Regions from separate parts of the Mus musculus genome. Here region 1 is linked to region 2. Evidence: chromatin contacts called from ENCODE Hi-C data. All regions are on one chromosome and are shown on one strand. Each heading gives the region's core, a stretch centred on a gene start or an enhancer-like site at or near the end of the contact. The rest is flanking DNA. Distances are from core to core; before and after follow the strand shown.

Evidence for each region. Hi-C counts contacts between places; a loop is a spot of excess contacts on that map.
Region 1: a map of Patski shows a loop between it and region 2 (24-fold over the local background). The contact joins the promoter of Pramel11 here to the promoter of Pramel24 in region 2. A Hi-C loop is called at or near these places in 7 of 37 maps with a recorded cell type or tissue (ES-E14, Patski, adrenal gland and 2 more).

What each region holds. Positions count from the first base shown.
Region 1 is chr4:143,899,009-143,903,380 of GRCm38, forward strand. Pramel11 (PRAME like 11) reads right to left here and starts at 1,372. Exons shown (of 6, transcript NM_001085414.2): 1 at 1,301-1,372.
Region 2 is chr4:143,717,633-143,722,034 of GRCm38, forward strand. It overlaps Pramel24 (PRAME like 24), which reads left to right and starts at 1,819. Exons shown (of 4, transcript NM_001085412.2): 1 at 1,819-1,898.

The DNA.
Region 1 (4,372 bases), core at 122-2,621, 180 kb after region 2:
AAAGACAGTATAAATTGTGCAGGCAAATGAATGGAATAGGAGAATATCATGCTAAGTAAGATGATAAATCCAGAAAGGACATGCATGGTATATCCTCACTAATAAGTGGATATTAGCCTCAAAATACAGGATACCCATGAAGACACAATGAAACTAACCAGAAGGAAGGACAAGTGAGAATGCTTGAATATCACATAGAAGGAAGATATAATAATCATAAGAGGCTGATTGAACAGAGACTAAAGGAACAGCCAAATAATAATGGCTCCAACATGAGACCATCCTCATGGACAAACACCAATTCCTAAAATTAATGATACTCTGTTATACTTCCAGACATGAAGTTAGAATACCTATTCTGAGAGGCTCCATCCTGAAGCTGACTCAGAGACCCATAGACAAAAAGTGAATGGAGCTTGAGGACTCCTATGGAATAGGGGGTAGGTCTGCAGGCATGGAAGGGAGTAGGAACTCTACAGGAAGACTGAAACTTTCAAGTAACATAGACCCTTGGGGCTCTCAGAGACTGAGCTACACTCAAAAGAGCATACAGAGACAGGACATAGTGTTACCCATGCATATGTAGCTTTAATGCAGCTTGGTTTCACATAGGCCCACACATATACTTAAGTGGTCTATGCCAAAAGCAGTTGCCTGTACGTGTAATATATTCTTGTAGTTGCTCTTCCATGTGGGACCACAGCAGGGGAGGAAGCACATAATCTTGCAGACTTAATGTACCAGGGTGGGGAGAGATCCATGAAGGGCCCACTCACTCAGACCAGAAGGCTAGGAGAGTGGGAGAAGTTTAAGGGAGGGCTTAGTGAGCTGGATTTAGAAAGTAAAATCAATCAATCAATTAAACAAGAGAATGAATGCTTCAGATTGTCAATTTGATGCTTTGCTTGAAATCATACCGAATTTTTCAGCCCTATAGAAGTTTCTTCCTTGACACTTATAAATCTATATCACTTTGAATTAAAATTTTTGAAAGGACAGTAGGTGAGGATATATGGTGATTGTCCAGTGTGCCAGAGTCTTGAATATTGCCTCCTTAGCCAATAAACAAGCAGGGCAGGATAGCCTCAGATCTCAGAAGGTAGAGGCTGAGCATTCAGTGTTTCATGACACTTGGCTACATACAGATTTCTTGCTATCCTGGGCTAAATGAGGTTGGCTGCTTCAAAATAACAACACAATAGCAAGCAAGCACAGGAAACAAACACACAAAGAACATTAAGATCAAATGTCAGATCAGGCAATGTCAGATGGGGTGTCCTGATGGGCATAAATGACTTACCTGCTTTGGACACAGCTCTCAGAAGCTCCAATCTCAGCAAGGTCAGGAAGTCACACCACACTCCAAGGCTCAGAGTGTCTTGTGGAGCCATTTGAGTCCTTATATACTCCTTCTCCCTCAAACCTCCATTTTTTAGCCACACCTCTCAGGCCAAAGTTACCATCTGATAGGATTATGAACTCTCCACCCACTTAATCTTATTTTGACATAGTTGAGTGAATCAGATCTTCATGAGGGAATGTATTGAACTGTCGTCTATGGTCCCAAGCCCATCCAGGATACTTCTCAAACTTTGAGCCCTGGGACTTTTTATTCTTCCATATTATTTTCAGCCTATTTCTCAGGTCTCTCTGAAACTATTATATAGCCTGAGCTAAGAGGTAGGTCTCAGTAACAGGATTGACTTGGTAGTAGGAGATAGGGTGTGCCCAGTATGATTAGATCTTTTGGCAGGCAAGTGAGGACCCATAAATGAAGAACCATTCACCAAGTCAGTGTTAAAACACCAAATACATCTCTTTCTCTGTTTGTTTTTCTCTCTGTCTCTATCCCTTTCTTTGTCTGTCTCCCTCATTCTCTGTCTCTGTCTCTGTCTCTGTCTCTGTCTCTCTCTCTCCTATCTTTATTTGATTTGATTTCTGTCCCAGATTTGCCTTTGAGTAAATCATTGGAGGAGATGAGTTCAAATCTGTTTAGAGTCTTTATGAATGCCTCAGTAGTTTCAAGAAGAGCTACTCTTCCACAGGAAGAACGTTGTATTCCTAGCTTCCATATGTCAGCTCATAACAATTTGCAACTCCAATCATAGGAGCTCTGTTACTCTCCTTGCTGACTTATAAGCATGGAAAACATATATGTCCCCCAAAATACTAAAAGAGCTTGATGTGTTATTGTGTTATAGGCCTTTAATACCAGATCTTGTGAGTCACAGAGTAATCTCTCTGAGTTCAAGGCCTGCATGCCATCTCTAGGGAGTTCAAGTCAAGTCTCAGCTACAAAGGAACACAATAACTCAAAACAAACAAACGAATTTCTAAAAAAGAAAAGAGAGCCAGGCAGTGGTGGTGCATGCCTTTAATCCTAGCCCTTGGGAGGCAGAAGTAGGCAGATTTCAGAGTTCCAGGCCAGCCTGGTCTACAGAGTGAGTTCCAGACAGCCAGGGCTATACAAAGAAACCCTGTCTCGAAAAACCAAGCAAGCAAGCAAGCAAGCAAGCAAGGAAGAAAGAAGGAAGGAAGGAAGGAAGGAAGAAGGAAGGAAGGAAGGAAAGAAAGAAAGAAAGAAAGAAAGAAAGAAAGAAAGAAAGAAAGAAAGAAAGGAAGGAAGGAAGAAAGAAAAAAAAGAAAAAAAGAAAGAAAGGAAAAAGAAAGAAGGAAGGAAGGAAGGAAGGAAGGAAGGAAGGACGGAAGGAAGGAAGGAAGGCAGGCAGGCAAGAAAGCAAGCAAGCAGAGAACCTAGTGTTTACATCTCGCACTTTAACCCTATCACACCACAGGAAGAAGCTGGGAGATCCCAAATGTGTTTGACACCAGTCTGTATAAGATATTTTTCATTACCTAGACTGAAATTGTTCCTTTTGGTAAAGCCAAAAACCTGAGAGTGGCCTGATAGTTATAAGCCCATTAACTAAACCAGTTTGATTCACTGAGTTTTATTTGTTCTTTAGTTAGTAGTAGTTTAGTTTTTAAATTTATTTTTGAGGAAGAGTCTTTCACTCTAACTGTAGTAATCTGATACTCCAATTAGCAACAATCCTCCAGCCTCAACATCCTACCCAGGAGGCTAGCTGTTGTGAGCCAACACCTGGCTGAGTTTTCTTCACAGGTGATATACATGGCTCTGAGTGTGTGGCACATTGGCTTTACTCTGCTCCTGACACTAGATATGCACTCAAAACCTCCTCAAATATCCTCTGAAAATGTGTGGCAACCATATTGTCACAAAAGCACATTCTCTTCTGGAATATGTAGGTGAATTGGAAGCTTTATCCTCTCAGCTTGTTATCTACTCAAAAGGCTGAGGCAGGAGGATGGCTTGTATCTATTTTTCCTAGGCAGTAATTCTAAAGATGCAGCCAATTGGAAATTATTCCTGAGAACCAGTAACCCTGATTCTCTCTCTACAGAGCTCTGGTTTCTATTCTATCTACATAATTTAGTTAAGTAGACATGCTGGGTTCTCCCCCTCTCTTCTCTCTATCTCTTTTCTCACACTCTATCTCTTCTCTCTCTTTCTAAAAATGTGTGTGACTGGGATGCCTGAGAGTGAGAACCTGTTATCTCTGGCCTCAGTGAGGCCCAGAGACCTAGGACTGCCCCTTGTCCACCACCTGCAGCCTGGATCCCTAGCTTCCCACAACCAGACACCAACATGGGGCAGTGTGGAAAACATATTGCAGTCTTCTGCATTTTCAAGGCCAGAGTACCGGAACTCTGGTGGGGTGAGGGTTTTCTCCTACTCCTTTTATTGCCCCATGCCTACTGCCCAGAAGAGTATTGCAGCATTGATCTTCAGGCAGAATTATTTGCAAATTTTGGAGGAACCACCAGTTTGATTTTCAAAGAGTGCAAAAGACATTAATGGCATGCCCATGAAAGTGACTTCACTTCCTTAGAACCATTTCTTCTATGTGACCTGACCTGCAATAGATAACATATAAAAGTTTTTCCCTACTTTGATGGTAGGGAAAAATATGTGGTCAGGCATGGTGACCAATGCCCTTAACCTCAGCAAAACAGAAGCAGAGGACAGCAGATTACTGTAACATCTTATGCAGCCTGGTCATCAAAGCACATTGCAGAGAAGCCAGGACTCCATAGTAAAACATTGTCTCAACAGACATATGGAGATAGAGTTGGTGCTGAGGGATGGTTCATAATTAAAGAGCATGTCTACTGTTTCAACGACCCCTGTATCACATATAAGCATTCATAGATTGAATACAGCATTCTATACTGCCAATGACAGGTAAGGCAGTATGCTTTTCTGGTCTCCACTGATACTGTGGAGATAGGATACAAAAGAGTAAGTGAAGGAAAACTCTCAGACACATGCAGGAAAGTTTATGTGGTT
Region 2 (4,402 bases), core at 569-3,068:
TCATTCACCAACTTTGTCTCACTGCGTGCTGTACTACCACACCCAGTGTTCACATCACATGCTTATGGGGCCATAGCCTTCATAGATCATCTTGCAATAAAAGGACACTAGTGGATGTCAAATATCTTTCTCCTCTACAGTCTTTGCTCTGTCCAAATCTGAGTTGTCACTATTCATTTGTGATTTCTGTCTTTGCTTTGGTAACATTTTGCCAAACTGACCTCTGTACTCCTTTTGTAGCCATCACCAGTAGCAATAAAAGCAAAGAATTCATACTTTTAAAAAACCTTCATTGATATGTTTATGAAAATATAGTCTGGTGGCTCATTGCTTCAATGTCACTTTTGTTATCTCATATCCATGAAACAGTTCCTTTTAGGAACATTCAATAGGGATGTCCTAGACAGGAGTGACAGCTGGGATAGGTTCACTTGAGTTAGAGTCCCCTTGAGGTTGACCTCTACTAGATATCAGAATTTGATATTATCTACATCACATGCATATTCATAGGCTTTATTTCTCAGGTAGAAAGAAAAGAAACCACATAAAATTTTCTGCATGTGTCTGAGAGGTTTCCTTCACTTACTCTTTTGTATCCTATCTCCACAGTATCAGTGGAGACCAGAAAAGGGTACTGCATTATCTCTCATTGGTCTTTTTTTTTTTTTCCGAGACAGGGATTCTCTGTATAGCCCTGGCTGTCCTGTAACTTACTCTGTAGAACAGGTTGTCCTTGAACTCTGAAATATACCTGCCTCTACCTCCCAAGTGGTAGGATTAAAGGTGTGCACCATCACTGCCCAGCTCTGCTTTTTTTTTTTTTTTGAAATTTGTTTGTTTTGAATTAGGGTGCACTTTTGTAGTGGAGACATTCCTTGAACTCCCTAGAGATGGCATGCAGGCCTTGAACTCAGAGAGATTAGACTGTACCTCACAAGATCTGGTATTAAAGGCCTATAACACAATAACACATCAAGCTCTTTTGCTATTTTGGGGGGCATATATGTTTTCCGTGCTTACATGTTAGAATGAACTACCCTAAGAAGACAGAGGAGAATGACAGAGCTCCTATAACTGAAGTTGTAGATTGTTATGAGCTGATATATGGAAGCTATGAATAGAACACTCTCCCTGTGGAAGAGTAGTTCTTCTTGAAATTCCTGATCCATTCATAAAGGCCCTAAACATTTGAACTCATCTTCTGCAATTATTGCATCAAAGGCAAATCTGGGACAGAAATCAAATCAAACAAAGATAAATGAGAGAGAGAGAGAGAGAGAGAGAGAGAGAGAGAGAGAGAGAGAGAGAGAGAGACCCAGTGCAAACTAGAGAGACAAAGAGAAAGTTAGAGAAGGAGAGAACAACAGAGAGAAAGAGATATATTTAATGTTTTAACACTGACTTGGCGAATGGTTCTTCATTGATGGGTCTTCACTTGCCTGCCTAGAGATCTAATCATACTGGACACACCCTATCTCCTACCAACATAGTCAATCCTGTTACTGAGACCTACCTCTTAGCTCAGACCATATAACTCCAGAGAGACCTGAGAAATAGGCTGCAAATAATATGGAAGAATAAAAAAAAAATCTCAGGGTTCAAAGTTTGAGAAATATCCTGAATGAGCTTAGGATCATAGACCTCAGTATTGTACATCCCCTCATGAAGATCTGATTCACTCAACTAGGTGAAAAAAAGATTAAGTGGGTGGAGACTTCATCATCCTATCAGGTGGCAGCTTTGATCTGAGAGGTGTGGCTAAACATCAGAGGTTTGAGGGAGAAGGAGTATATAAGGACTCAAATGGCTCCACAAGACACTCTGAGCCTTGGAGTGTGGTGTGACTGACTGCCTGATCGTGCTGAGATTGGAGCTTCTGAGAGCAGTGTCCAAAGCAGGTAAGTCATTTATGCCCATCCAGACACTCCATTCGATAGTTCCCTATCCAACATTTGATCTTTTTATTTTTTAATATCTTTTATTAGGTATTTTCTCATTTACATTTCCAATTGCTATCACAAAAGTCCCCCATAACCTCCCGCACCGACTCTCCTACCCACCCACTCCCACTTTTTGGCCCAGGTGTTCCCTGTACTGGTGCATATAAAGTTTGCATGCTCAATGGGCTTCTCTTTCCAGTGATTGCCAACTAGGCCATCTTTTGATACATATGCAGCTAGAGACAAGAGCTCTGGGGTACTTGTTAGTTTATATTGTTATTCCACCTATAGGGTTGCAGTTCCCTTTAGCTCCTTGGGTACTTTCTCTAGCTCCTCCATTGGGGGCCCTGTGATCCATCCAATAGCTGAATGTGAGCATCCACTACTGTGTTTGCTAGGCCACGGCATAGTCTCACAAGAGACGGCTATATCAGGATCCTTTCAGCAAAATCTTGCTAGTGTATGCAATGGTGTCAGCGTTTGGAGGCTGATTATGGGATGGATCCTCGTGTATGGCAGTCTCTAATTGGTCCATCCTTTTTGTCTCAGCTCCAAACATTGTCCCTGTAACTCCTTACATGGGTGTTTTGTTCCCAATTCTAAGAAGGGGCAAAGTGTCCTTACTTTGGTGTTCGTTCTTCTTGAGTTTCATGTGTTTCACAAATTGTATCTTTTATCTTGGGTATTCTAAGTTTCTGGGGTAATATCCACTTATCAGTAAGAACATATCATTTGAGTTCTTTTGTGACTGAGTTACCTCACTCAGGATGATGCCCTCCAGGTCCATCCATTTACCTAGGAATTTCATAAATTCATTATTTTTAATAGCTGAGTAGTACTCCATTGTGTAAATGTGCCACATTTTTTTGTATTCATTCCTCTGTTGAGGGGCATCTGGGTTCTAATCCAGCTTCTGGCTAATATAAATAAGAATGCTATGAACATAGTGGAGCATGTGTCTTTCTTACCAGTTGGAACATCTTCTGAATATATGCCCAGGGGAGGTATTGTGGGATCCTCCGGTAGTACTATGTCCAATTTCCTGAGGAACTGAAGACTGATTTCCAGAGTGGTTGTACCAGCTTGCAATCCCACCAAAATGGAGAAATGTCCCTCTTTCTCCACATCCTCACCAGGATCTGCTGTCACCTGAATTTTTTGTCTTAGCCGTTCTCACTAATGTGAGGTAAAATCTCAGGGTTGCTTTGATTTGCATTTCCCTGATGATTAAGGATGTTGAACATTTTTTCATGTGCTTCTCAGCCATTTGGTATTCCTCAGGTGAGAATTCTTTGTTTAGCTCTGAGCCCCATTTTTTAATGGGGTTATTTGATTTTCTGGAGTCCACCTTTTTGAGTTCTTTATATATATTGGATATGAGACCCTATCTGATTTAAGATAGGTAAAGATCCTTTCCCAATCTGTTGGTGGCCTTTTGTGTTATTGACAGTATCTTTTTTTCTATATTTTTTAATTGGGAATTTATGTCAATTACACTTCCAATGCTATCCCAAAAGTCCCCCCCACACTCCCCCACCCACTCCCGTACCCACCCACTCCCACTTCTTGGCCCTGGCGTTCTTCTGATTCATATGCAGCTAGAGACATGAGCTCCAGGTGGGGTTAGTTCATATTGTTGTTCCTCCTATAGGATTGCAGATCCTTTCAGCTCCTTGAGTACTTTCCCTAGCTCCTCCATTGGGGGCCCTGTGATCCATCCAATAGCTGACTGTGAGCATCCACTTCTGTGTTTGCCAGGCCATGGAATAGTCTCACAAGAGACAGCCGTATCTGGGTCCTTTAACAAAATCTTGCTAGTGTATGCAATGCTGTCAGCGTTTGCAAGCTGACTTTGGGATGAATCCCTGGATATTGCAGTTTCTAGATGGTCCATCTTTTCGTCTCAGCTCCAATCTTTGTCTCTGTAACTCCTTCTATGGGTGTTTTCTTCCCAATTTTAAAAAGGGGCAAAGTGTCCACACTTTGGTCTCCGTTCTTAAAGAGTTTCATGTGTTTTGCAAATTGTATTTGCAAATTGCAAATGTAGTGGAGCATGTGTCCTTCTTACCGGTTGGAACACCTTCTGGATATGTGCCCAGGAGAGGTATTGAGAGATCCTCCGGTAGTACTATATCCAGTTATCTGAGGAACCACCAGACTGATTTCCAGAGTGATTGTACAAGCTTGCAATCCAACCAAAAATGGAGGAGTGTTCCTCTTTCTCTACTTCCTCACCAGCATCTGCTGTTACCTGAATTTTTGATCTTAGTCATTCTGACTGATGTGAGGTAGAATCTCAGGGTTGGTTTGATTTACATTTCCCTGATGATTAAGGATTTTGAACATTTTTTCAGGTGCTTCTCAGCAATTCGGTATTCCTCATGTGAGAAGTCTGTCCAGCTCTGAGCCCCGTTTTTTAATGGGGTTATTTGATTTTCTGGAGTCCACCTTCTTCAGGTCGT